Regions from separate parts of the Homo sapiens genome. Here regions 1 and 2 are each linked to region 3. A link is a contact called in ENCODE Hi-C data. All regions are on one chromosome and are shown on one strand. Each heading gives the region's core, a stretch centred on a gene start or an enhancer-like site at or near the end of the contact. The rest is flanking DNA. Distances are from core to core; before and after follow the strand shown.

Region 1 (4,153 bases), core at 1,044-3,543, 4.6 Mb after region 3:
TACAGTTCAAACCACAAGCAAACTAAATGATAAAGTTTCAGGGTGCATATTTAGTTGGCAAACTTACTTTTAAAAGCAAAGAAGAGAGTACCATGGAAGTCAGAATAGTGCTTAGGCTAGGGAAGAGGGATGGGGTACTGGCAATGTTCTATTTCTTGATGGGGGTGTTGGTTTCATGAATATTTGCCTTGTGATAAATCATGGAGTTGTACATTCCGGTTTTGTGCACTATTAAAATGTTGTTGTACTTCACTCTCTACTTCCACAGTCAGCCTTCTTCTGTTCTTGAATAGGTTTCATTTCACTTCTCAAGTCCTTTGCACTTGCTTTCCCTTCTGCCTGGAAAGCTCTTCCTCCACGTATTCCAAGCTTTGGTTCTATCAGTTTTGATCTTTAGGGTTTGACCTCAGATGTGCCCATTTCAGTAAGATCTTGTAGCTCCACTACTTCTGCCCTTGGCCTCCAGCCCCCAGTCCCATCCACTAGCATTTCCAGTGAGTTTTCACAGCATGTATTGTTATCTGAGATTCTATTTTCTTGTCGTGGTGATTTACCTGTGTTTGTCACTCACCTCTGGAATAAATTCCATTATAGGCAGGGTCCTTATCTAGCTTGTTCATGATTGTAAAACCAGTGTCTATTACAGCACCTGGTTACAGTAAACAGTAAACACAATGACTGAATCTCTTGGTATTACCAGCACAGTGCTTGACTCATGATACATGTTCATTAGCACTTAATCTCTCTCATTGGTACAGTCATATGTCACTTAATGTTTCAGTTAACAACAGACCACATATCCAACAGTGATCTTATATGATTATAATAGAGCTGAAGAGTTCTATTGCCTAGTGATGTCGTAGCCATCTTAATTTCGTACAGCAACACATTACTCATATGTTTGTGGTGATGCTGGTGTAAATGAATCTACTGCACTGCCAGTCATATAAAAGTACAGCACACATGGCCAGGCGCAGTGGCTCCACCGTAATCCCAGCCCCCCAGTGGGACAAAATGGAGGTGAAGACAATGATGTTGATGATCCTGACCCTGTGTAGGCCCAGGTTAATGTGTGTTTGTGTCTTAGTTTTTAACAAAAAAGTTTAAAAAGTAAATTAAAAAAATTTTTAAATAGAAAAAAACTTACAGATTAAGGATATAAAGAAAATATTTGTGTACAATGTGTTTGTTTTAAGCTAAGTGTTATTACAAAAGAGTCTTAAAAAGTTTTTTAAAAGTTTTAAAAAGTTAAAAAGTTACAGTAAGCTAAGGTTAATTATGAAAAAATTTAAAAAAATAAATTCAGTGTAGCTTAGGTGTACAGTGTTTATAAAGTCTACAAGAGTGTACAGTAATGTCCCAGACCTTCACATTCTCATTGCTCACTCACAGACTCACCCAGAGCAACTCCCAGTACTGCAAGGTCCATTCGTGAGAATGCCTTACACAGGTGTACCATTATTTTTCATACTGTATTTTTATTGTACCTTTTCTATGTCTAGATATGCTTATACAAATACTTACCATTGTGTTATAATTGTCCACAGTATTCAGTACAATAACATATAGCATGGGTTTGTAGCCAGGAGTAATGGGCTATGGCTTATGGTGTAAGTATGTAGTAGGTTATGCTTCTAGGTTTCTGTGATGTTCACTCAAGGACCAAATTGCCTAATGAGGCATCTCTCTCATAAGGTGTCCCTACAGTTAAATGATGTTTGCATGACTATTTATCATGGGCAAGGGTAAACCTGAATTTATTGATGGTCACCTTAGCTCTCTGTGCATGTGTTATAAATTTCTAGAGATGCTTTCCTAGGGGGTAACAGCCACACCTACTATATGGATTAAAACAAGGGCAAAATTTCCAAAATGTCGCATTCGGGCCAGACAAATAAACTGTTCTTGCAGCAGCACCTGGGGAATGAAACGCTGAGAAGGGAGAAGGCGCCCGAAGGCGACCACGTGGGCCACAGCCACAGCACTGTAGGTCAGCCGAGAGAGCGTCTCCCGCCTCTTCCCAAGGGCATCTTCCGCCTCCTGTCAAGGGTCGGCAACGCGAGACACCACGCGCTCGTTGGGATCGGCCGCCTAATCAGGAGCGAGCTGTGGCCTTACGCCTGCGCAGAGGGGAGACGCGAGCGCCGCGTGGACGCTGACCTCGGTCCGCGCCTGCGCCTTGGTTTCTTCCCGGCGATTGGTTCCCATCTCTGAGGGAGACGCCTCACTTCAGTTTTCACTTTCTTTTTTTGCCCCCCCCTCCCCTTTTCTTTTCCTTTGGCCGCGAGGTTTTGCTTCCGGTTGCTAGCGCCGGTCAGAGAGAAAGTCGGCATGTTCTCGCAGGCTGCCGGGCGTCCCGGGGTTGCCTCTTGCCCGTGACCCTGACGGGAGACAGAGCGCGGGCGGCCGCGGCGTCCCTGTCAGCGCCCGCGGCGAGGACCCCGGGGCTGGGGCGGACGGCGTGCCCCTGAGGGGGGTCCCCGCGGGAGCGCGGAGCCGGCGACTGGTGCTTCCCACGTGCGCCGGTGTCGCGAGGGCCCGGGAGGACGCAGAGCACGGCCGGGAGAAGCATGGGAAGGAGGCCGAGCCGGGATCTCAGGTCCTCGGGGGCGGCGGCCACGCCAAGGACGGGTAAGTCCCTCCTCGGCCTGGGCGCCCGGGAACCCTGCGAGGAGGACGGCGGGTCCCCGAGGCCGAGCGCTCGGGCAGCTGCCGGGGCTTGGCTGCGAGGGTCGACGCGTTCTCCTTGCCTTTTGCCGCGCTCCGGGTGAGGGGGTGGGAGGGGTCGGCGCCTTCTAGATGACTCAACCTTCTGTCCTGCGCTACAACCTGTGGCCGCGCTCGGTGTCGCCGGCAGGGAGATCCTAACCGTGTCATCTTGCCCCTTTCTGAGGCGTTTCGTTTGCGTCGCCTGTCAGGGGACAGCTGCGTCCTCAGGGATATGCTGATAAGTTCTTGGCTGAAGTTTCCGTCTTCGGGTTTGCACCGGCTGGGAAATCATTTCCTGCGGGTTCTGCGTGAAGCCTGCTGCTACTCGAGACTTCATGGCAATGCGCCACCTTTTCTTTTTAGGGTAAAACAGGTCTCTCCGAAGGGAGGGTCATTTCAGCAGCAAGCGCAAGCCGCGTTGGGATAACTTGGTGCGAGCAACACAGAAGTTTGTCTGAAGGCGGCGCCAAGCAGCGTTTCGTGGGAGAACTGGGTTGATGACTGAAATTTTGAGGAAGATTACTTTGGGAATTCTCAAGTTTCTCTTAGTCGCTTCTTGTCTATTTGAAATCTGTAACTTTAAACAAACCACGCTTACTCTTCCTTATTCTCCCTGTAAGGTACAATTAGAATAGAAAAGTTTATGAAAGTGTATCCAAAACTTAAATATGTGGCGTACAAGTGTATGGTATTATTGGAATGGCATTCGCGATCCTAGAGTCTACAGTGTTCCCTGAATAAAACTAGGGGTGAGCCTGGCGGTAATCCTGCCTAGGAGGTTTATAGCAAAGCAGTGTCCCCTAACGGTGCAAGAATACCCTTCTGTCGAAAAACTGCCTTATAGGAATGGGTGACTGTATGCGGTATGTCCTGTACTGTACATCAATAAATAACTAAGCCAGGCCAGAAAAAGGGTGACAAAAGGTCCACAATTATGTTAAGGAAGACCAAGACGGTATATTTGAAGTTTTGTGTATACAGAACATTTGCCCAAATGTAACTAATTTTTTTAAAGGGAGATTATAAGCATCTCCTGTGGTCCAAACATAGTTGTTAAAATGGGTTAAAATCGGTGAAGTGCCTAAGAACTTGACTGAGACATGGTGTTTGTTAAATACAGTATACTATCTATTCAGTAAAAATAGATCAATATGGCATGTATTTATCAAGTGAATTTCATTTTTCTGTTGGTAGACATTCAAGTTATTTTCAAGATATCCCTATAACTGACAATACTGCAGTGATTATCTCTTGCTGTTATAAACAGTGCTTCAGGTGGTCATGATAGTATTTCTGTAGAATTGACTCCTTATGAGAGTGCTGGATAACCATGTTGCTAAATTGCCCTGAAATGATTGTACCTTTTTATGTTCACTCGCTCAAAAGATGTGTTTTTATCTCCATGCTAGCCAGCACTGGATGATAATGGTATTTTTAAAATATC
Region 2 (3,730 bases), core at 154-2,653, 4.8 Mb after region 3:
CTACATTAAATGACTCAGGAATTTGAAGTCAGAGTACATAGGATACACAAGATTTACATCAGTATTCATCTTAATTATGATCAAGCAGCCCAAAGTTAGAATTTCAAATTTCCCCAAAAATTGATAGTTAAAATGGTTTTCTCCAAAGTGAATTCTTTTGCAAGATGAACATTTAAAAAAAAAAAAAAAAGAACAGAAAAAGTACAAACTACAGAACCTGCCTGCGTTATCTACAGATTACCTAAAGTTCCCTTAGAAACAGATAACCAGGAAAATCAATATACCATGATATTAGGTACACCTTGCATTCATATATTACAATGCATTCTTCATGTTATTATCTTCCAACTCCCTGAAGAAAGCTTCGGAGTACAGAGAACTTGGCTTTTAGCAATCCATCACCAACCCAATTCTTAGGGGAAAACAGTCCAGAAGAGACAAAGGAGGCAGAGAACCCACCAAACAAAAGGAAAAGGCGGCGAAGGTCAGGTGCGAAAGCATTTGACGGACAAGTTTTGAAAAAACTCAATTCCAATTCTACAGATGCTCAGTAAGTGAGAAGGGAGGGTGGCTAAAAGGATTCAATAATACTTCTCATTAGCAGGGGGGAGAAAGGATTAAAAGACTAATTTCCACGTTTTCGCCAAAAATATAAGTTAATCAAGCCCTAGCAGTTCCGAAGCAGTGATTATCCAAGACTTGTCAGGAAACCCCGTACTCGGCTTTGGCAGCCAGACTGACCCGGGGCAGCGGCCGAGGCGGAATAGGAAATGCAACCGCGAGGCCTGCACCGTCCCCTCCGCCTCGGGTGCTGGTTTCCAACCGGGCGAGGTCACCGGCCCAAACCGGGGAGCGGGACCCTTGGCCCGGGCGGCCTTCTCCCCTCCCCTCCGCTTCCGCTGGGGGCAAGCGCAGAGGCCGGGCTCGGCCGTCACCCCGCCCCGAGCCTCACGGCCCGCATCTCCATTTCCCCGCCTGCCCCTCACACTGGGAGCCGCCCGCTCGCCCCGGGACGCGGGGCGCCCCTGAACCCGCCCGCGCCCCTAGCCACGACTCCCGTCCCGAAAACTACGGCTGACGGCAGAACGAGACCCCCGAGGAGCTGCGACCCGCGGGCCGTGCAGGAGCCGGGGGTGCGCCCGCCCCGGCTGCTCAGCCCCGGCCCCTCAGCCCTGGCGCCCACCGTCAGGCCGGTGCCCAGCACGATCACGTCGTACTCCTCATTCATGGCGGGGCAGGCGCGGACGCAGGACCCGAGCAAGGAAAAGGCGCAGGGGCTCCGTGACCACCCTACGAGGCTGGGAGGCGCTCTTGGGCGCGAAGGAAAGGGGAAGAGAAAGAGAGGAAAATGGAGCTGGCGACAAGGCGAGACCGACCGCCACCTCAGACGGGAAGAGAAGAACTGGGCGGGGAGAGGAGGGGAGGGAGCGAGGAGGGGAGGGCTGTGACTGAGCCTCCGCAGCCGGGGCGGGGCCTGCAGGCGCCGGGAGGGCCGCCAATCAGGCGCTCCCGGCACTCTAATTGGTTACGTCCCCGTCGCTCGCACAACTTTTTTTCCTTCCCCGCCTCTCGCGAGAGGAAAAGGGCGGGGCGTCGCCATTTTGGCTTCCGGTTCCCCTTGCGGCCTCTGCCACGGTGGTTCGGGAGGCGGCGCGCGGGCCGGGGTGGAGGTGCACGGAGCCGCGGGCGGGGACTGCTGGCCACCACCGTTCTGACTCCCGCCGTCGGGGCGGGAGCTCGCTCGGTCCAAGGTCCCAGAGCCGGATCGCCGCCCTTGGACTTTGAGCGGGCGCGTGCGGCGGCCACGTGGGCGAGGAGCGCGGGCCGGGCTGCCTCTCGGGGGTGGCGGCCTTGGTTCCTCCCGCGGGGCTGGGCTTGCCGGGGCCCGGAGCCCGCCGGGAAGAGTTCGGAAATCACACGTGTCCTTTTTCCCGCTCTGTGCCCTCCTTGTTTAGTGCGTTGCCGGTGGGCGCTTTAGGAAATTGGTAGGAGGAAAAGCGGCTTCTTTTGAAAAGGTAACCCTTAACAGAGATGAAAGTGAAAGCCAGGTTTCATTGGGAAGCCGATCTGCACCTACCGAGGGCTGTAACTTAAAGCCGCTGTAAACGTGGTAGCTGATCCTTGTATGCAAAGGTTTAGGCCCTAAGCTTAGAAACTGTTCCTTGCTTGCCTTCTACCCCGCTCCTCTTTTTCTAGAATTCTCTTAGGAATCTCTGGCTTCATTGAGGACACAGGTGTAAGCAGAAGCTGTGTTCTCAGCTCCAAGAGGCCGACCCCACGAAAGCCTAAGCAGGTGAATTTCGTAAAGACGTTGACAGTTGGAAAACCTGTGCTTTCAGCACGTGATAAATCTGCAGAGTCAGCAGACAATGAAGATTTGGCATTCAAGAACTCCTCAAATACTTCTCGATAGTAGCTATTCAGAGCCTGCCTTGATAGACCGAACTTGCTCATATTTAAATCATTAAGATAGAGGAAAGAATGTAACAACTTTTTAAAATGTTTCTTACCCCATAAATACTTGAAGAAGATATGTTATATTGGACCATGGATCTTTCTGGGGGGGAGGGGAGAAGAAAGCAAAAGTAAAGTTTAAATTTACATTCAACCTTAATTTGATTGTATATATTTGTGACCAAATGAATTAGTGCACAGTTGACCATACAACTGATTATGCAACAGTGAGTGTAACTGACTTTTCTTTTGGCTAAGCTAATGATGACTAAAGAAGGTCCTTCTGTTGCTCTGTCTTCAAGTCATCAGGGGGTCATACTACCTATATTTTTGAACCAATATGAAATAACCCTTTTTCTTTATTTTTCTGAGACAATCTCACCCTGTCGTCCAGGCTGGAGTGCAGCGGTGTAATCATGCCTCACTGCAGCCTTGATCTCCTGGGCTCAAGCCATCCTCCCACCTCAGTCTCCCCAGTAGCAGGGACAAGAGGTACAGGCCACCACACCTGACTATTGGCCCTTTTTTTTTTATTAGCAATAACAATAAAGAGCTTTTTTCACAATTGCCATCAGCCTCTGGCTCTTGAAGAGAAATTTAAGCATGTCAACTGAATTATGTTAACCATGTTTTAGGTGAAGACTATTTTATCGATACTCAAGAGTTGTGAGAAACTTGAAGACACTGAGATAAGGGAATTGAATTTAAGGCTAATAAGGATCCCTTCCTTACTTAACACTGAAGTTCATTTTAGTTCACAGTACAGGCCCTATGGCCCAACAGAAGGACAATAACAATCAAACCTGGACTAAGCCTTAACGGACTGAGTGCATCTAAAATGTTGTACCTGAGCCAGGCACAGTGCTTCACACCTGTAATCCTAACACTTTGGGAGGCTGAGATGGGAGGATCACTTGGGGCCAGGAGTGGGAGATGGGAGAATCACTTGGGACCAGCCTGTGCTGTAGAGCCTAGGTAACAGAGACACTGTCCCTATAAAAAAAATTAGCTGGAGGCCGGGCACGGTGATTGATGCCTGTAATCCCAGCACTTTGGGAGGCTGAGGTAGGCGGATCACAAGGTCAGGAGTTTGGAGTTTGAGACCAGCCTGGCCAATATGGTGAAACCCCATCTCTACTAAAAATACAAAAATTAGCCGGGCATGGTGGCACGTGCCTGTAGTCCCAGCTACCCGGGAAGCTGAGGCAGAGCAATCGCTTGAACCCGGGAGACGGAGGCTGAAGTGAGCCGAGATCGCGCCACTCCACTCCCGCCT
Region 3 (4,065 bases), core at 702-3,201:
CACCACACAGCCCAGCTGCTCCACTGTCTACACCACACAGCCCAGCTGCTCCACTGTCTACACCACACAGCCCAGCTGCTCCACTGTCTACACCACACAGCCCAGCTGCTCCACTGTCTACACCACACAGCCCAGCTGCTCCACTGTCTACACCACACAGCCCAGCTGCTCCACTGTCTACACCACACAGCCCAGCTGCTCCACTGTCTACACCACACAGCCCAGCTGCTCCACTGTCTACACCACACAGCCCAGCTGCTCCACTGTCTACACCACACAGCCCAGCTGCTCCACTGTCTACACCACACAGCCCAGCTGCTCCACTGTCTACTGTCTACACCACACAGCCCAGCTGCTCCACTGTCTACACCACACAGCCCAGCTGCTCCACTGTCTGGTCCTTTGTCTACACCACACAGCCCAGCTGCTCCACTGTCTACACCACACAGCCCAGCTGCTCCACCGTCTGTCTACACCACACAGCCCAGCTGCTCCACTGTCTAGGTCTGCGTCAGCGCACTCTGCTTCCACAATGATGAAAGTACCTAACAATGAACTTCTCCAAAGTATCCCTGTTAAGTGATGCGGGCCGAACGTTAAATTATCATCTGTAGATGATCTCTTATAGTATCTAAAACATGTAAATCCTACATAAATAGTTGTGCTGTATTGTTTACAGAATAAGTCTGTATATGTTCAGTACAGATGAAATTTTTTTCCAAATATTTTATAATGTGCAGTTGGTTAAATCCATGGATATGGACCCCAAGGATACAGTAGGCCAACTGTATATTAGGTGATCACTAAGATAGGTTTCGTTACTACATAATTACTAGACTTTTTGACATGACTTTTTTTCCGGGGGGATGGGGCTGGGTCTTGCTATGTCTGTCGCCCAAGCTGGAGTGCAGTGGCGCGATCTCGGCTCACTGCAGCCTTCGACTCCGCCTCCCAAAGTGCTGGGATTAAAGGCGTGCACCACCGCCCAGCTGTAATGACAATTGCTCTTTCAGGATTTTCAGAATTCAGATTTTAAAGCTAAGCTGCATAATCACAAGATAAAATGAATACGTCTATTTATGCGTTTAAAGAATACCATGTAGTAGACGCGGGAACACATCATCCAACCCAAGAAAAAGGTCTAGTTCCATCTATGCGATGCTCCCCATCTCTTCTCCTGCTCCATTCCCAGGAGAAGCGCCTTGAGTGTGTTGCTGTCACCCTCTTGCACGGACGCAGGTGTATGCACCCGCGTCACACGCGTGGACTCGGCACGGGGAGGCCGGTGTCGTCACGCTCGTGTTTCTGACGATGCTGTCTACGCTTGTTTCTGAATTCTCTAAGGGGAGACTCGCAACTCTTAGTCTCCTGCGACTCGGTTTCCAGTTCCACGAGTTCCTAAACCTCAGGTGACTGTGCGCAGACGACGATCTTTTCCGCTGACAAAGAATGGCAACGTCTCTGACGCCCCGACTCACGCCTCCGCCTTCCACGGGGCGCGGGCGCCCACCACAGCCCGGGAAGGCCCGGCCTCCCTCCAGTTCGGGAGACCAACGCCGCCACCCCCAGCTGTCCAGGCCTCCGCGCCGAGACCTCACGGGTGGCTCAGACCTCGGGCCTCCTCCCCGCCCCGTCCCGCAGCTCCCCGATGCCGCCCTGCCCCTGTCTCCCGAACTCCGCCGCCCGTCCACAGTACCTGATCAGCCTCCGGCCACAGACAACCGCCGGTCCCGGATGGCGCCCGCTTTGAGCACAGTCTGCGGCGCGCACCGCCCACTGGCCCCGCCCCCGGGCCGCGCAGCCAATCGCTCGCGCCAGCGCCAGTCCACGCCACATCGCCCGGCCAATTGGCGCCCGTACGCGCTTGACGACACAATCTCGCCAAGCTTCGCCTGGTGGTGCCACCTCCCTGGCCTGTGACAACGGCAGACGCGCGAAGCACCGGGAACCTGAGCCGTGACCGCGGGCTCTGGCGCCTTTAAGGGGGTCAACACGCCCCACCCCCAGTTCCGCAGAGGCAGCGTCCCGCGACTGGGCGGTGCCCGAGACCACAGACGCCGCCAGCCAATCACGCTTTCGATCCTGCCGTGCGAGCCCGAGGCGCTGCGAACGGTGCCTAACGTCAGACGTCTCGAGGCTCGCGTTCCATGGAGGAAGCCCTCCCAATCCGAAAGCGCCCGGGCGCCAAGCCCTGCAGCCGGAAGCTCGGCGTCCCATGGGAGCGACCTCCGCATGGCTGGACCAATGGAAACGGAGGAAAGGCGGGACGTCACTGCTGACTGGCTGGTTGGGCACTCCCCCCCCTCCCCCCCCCCGAGTTCCGCCGCTGGGACTACAGCGTTTGGCTGCACGGGGAGTTCTCGTATGTCTAGAACGATGGCCTTTCTGCGGTGTCTGCGACCGGGACCAAGGCGGAGCAAAGTCGCCGGGGGTGTGGGGTGTTCCACGCTATGTTGGGAGTGTTCGCTTTCGAGGTACATGACTACGTTCTAAATTTTTTTTTTTTGAGACAGTTTCATTCTTGTTGCCCAGGCTTGAGTGCAATGGTGCAGTCTCCGCTCACAGCAACCTCCGCCGCCCGGGTTCAGGCAATTGTCCCGTCTCAGCCTCCCAAGTAGCTGGAATTACAGGCATGCGCCACCACGCCCGGCTTATTTCGTATTTTTAGTAGAGACGGGTTTCCGCATGTTGGTCAGGCTGGTCTGGAACTCCTGACCTCAAGTGATCCACCTGGCTCAGCTTACCGAAGTGCTGAGATTCCGGGTGTGAGCCACCGCGCCTAGCCCTCTAAACTTTTAAATAATCGTGAAATGTATGCGCAGCTGAAGCGAATTCAGCTATTTCCTCTACCTTTTGTGTGGAATTTAAAATACTGAACTTGTGAGATGAACCTGGTGGGCACCAGTTCTCAAACTTCTTGGTCACAGGACGCTTGCACTCTCTTAAAATGTACTGAGGACACCTAAAAGCTTTTGCTCACTGTTGTTTACTACTGCTATTTACTAACATAGAAATTAAACATATTAAAATATTCACTTAAAAAACACACGACACTAACATAAGTTATATTTTTATTAAAAATCTTTTCCAGACAAAAAACAGACTTTGATTTTGTTTTATGTGTTGACAGATCTCTTTCATGTCTGGCTTCACACAGATAAGAAAATCTGGCCTCCCGCATGCGCAGCAAGTCCTCACTGCTGTCAGTGCGTTCTTGGGAATCAGGACTTTTAAGTGAAACAACGTATAGCAAAACCAATTTTACCAGAGGCTAAAAAATAAGGATTAAGTTCCTAAAGCATACTTCTGGCCAAGGAAAAAAAAAATCACTAAGCTTCTAAAGGCCAAAGTATTCTAATATTAAACATTGAAATAAATGTGAGCTATACATACATTTAAGAAAGATGAATAAAAAGATAATTATTACTTAATTATTCCAGTTCTGGGTCATGTGTAGCTGAAGCCTGTTTCAGTAGCTCAGGGCACAAAGAGGGAACCAGCCCTGGACAGGACGCCATTCCATCACAGGGCCACTCACACACCCACACTCAGACTGGGACAGTGAAGACACACCAGTTCACCTCACGTGCACACCTCTGGGATGTGGCAAGAACTGCAGCACCCAGAGAAAACCTATGCAGGTGTGGCGAGAACACGTAAACACCACAAAGACAGTGCCCCTGGCTGGGAGTCTTTTTCTCATCAATGTTACAAAGAAATGAATGAGCACCTGCTGTATGCAGTTTGAAAATTGAGAAGTATTTTTTAATAGCCTTTTCAAATTATCTTGGTTATTCTTTTTCGATACTACTACCCCAAAACACGAGTGGTGGATTTTCCAATTACTATTTGGAATTTGAAACCACTTCAATGGACATTTTGTACTTGTTACATTAAAACTCATTATTTTTGACTGTACCTCGAATGCCTATTTTCCTGTGCGTGATGTTGAAATGTCATGCATTGGTCATTTGGAAAATACTGATTTACTGAATTAAACAGATCTTCCAAATGCTAAAACATTTCATTATTCAATATCAATCACATTGTTAATATCACTAGTAA

Evidence for each region. Hi-C counts contacts between places; a loop is a spot of excess contacts on that map. Pooled maps may share reads with other maps.
Region 1: a pooled map shows a loop between it and region 3 (18-fold over the local background). The contact joins the promoter of TASOR2 here to the promoter of IDI1 in region 3. A Hi-C loop is called at or near these places in 2 of 37 single-sample maps with no recorded cell type and 9 of 50 pooled maps.
Region 2: a loop to region 3 is called in a map of naive thymus-derived CD4-positive, alpha-beta T cell, with 9 times the contacts of the local background. The contact joins the promoter of GDI2 here to the promoter of IDI1 in region 3. A Hi-C loop is called at or near these places in 1 of 168 maps with a recorded cell type or tissue (naive thymus-derived CD4-positive, alpha-beta T cell), 1 of 37 single-sample maps with no recorded cell type and 13 of 50 pooled maps.

What each region holds. Positions count from the first base shown.
Region 1 is chr10:5,682,545-5,686,697 of GRCh38, forward strand. TASOR2 (transcription activation suppressor family member 2) reads left to right here and starts at 2,294. Exons shown (of 22, transcript NM_001321783.2): 1 at 2,294-2,631. RefSeq lists enhancers at 1,848-2,087, 2,228-2,337, 2,958-3,137 and silencers at 2,388-2,647, 2,688-2,737.
Region 2 is chr10:5,812,031-5,815,760 of GRCh38, forward strand. GDI2 (GDP dissociation inhibitor 2) reads right to left here and starts at 1,404. Exons shown (of 11, transcript NM_001494.4): 1 at 1,184-1,404. The coding sequence starts at 1,228. LOC124902367 (a long non-coding RNA gene) reads right to left here and starts at 1,167. Exons shown (of 2, transcript XR_007062041.1): 1 at 285-1,167. RefSeq lists silencers at 685-1,224, 1,365-1,634, 1,695-1,874 and enhancers at 826-1,418, 1,419-2,011, 2,075-2,174.
Region 3 is chr10:1,047,168-1,051,232 of GRCh38, forward strand. It overlaps IDI1 (isopentenyl-diphosphate delta isomerase 1), which reads right to left and starts at 1,952. Exons shown (of 5, transcript NM_004508.4): 1 at 1,697-1,952. The coding sequence starts at 1,836. RefSeq lists enhancers at 1,199-1,729, 1,730-2,259, 1,951-2,000, 2,260-2,789, 2,461-2,600 and silencers at 1,541-1,630, 1,641-1,860.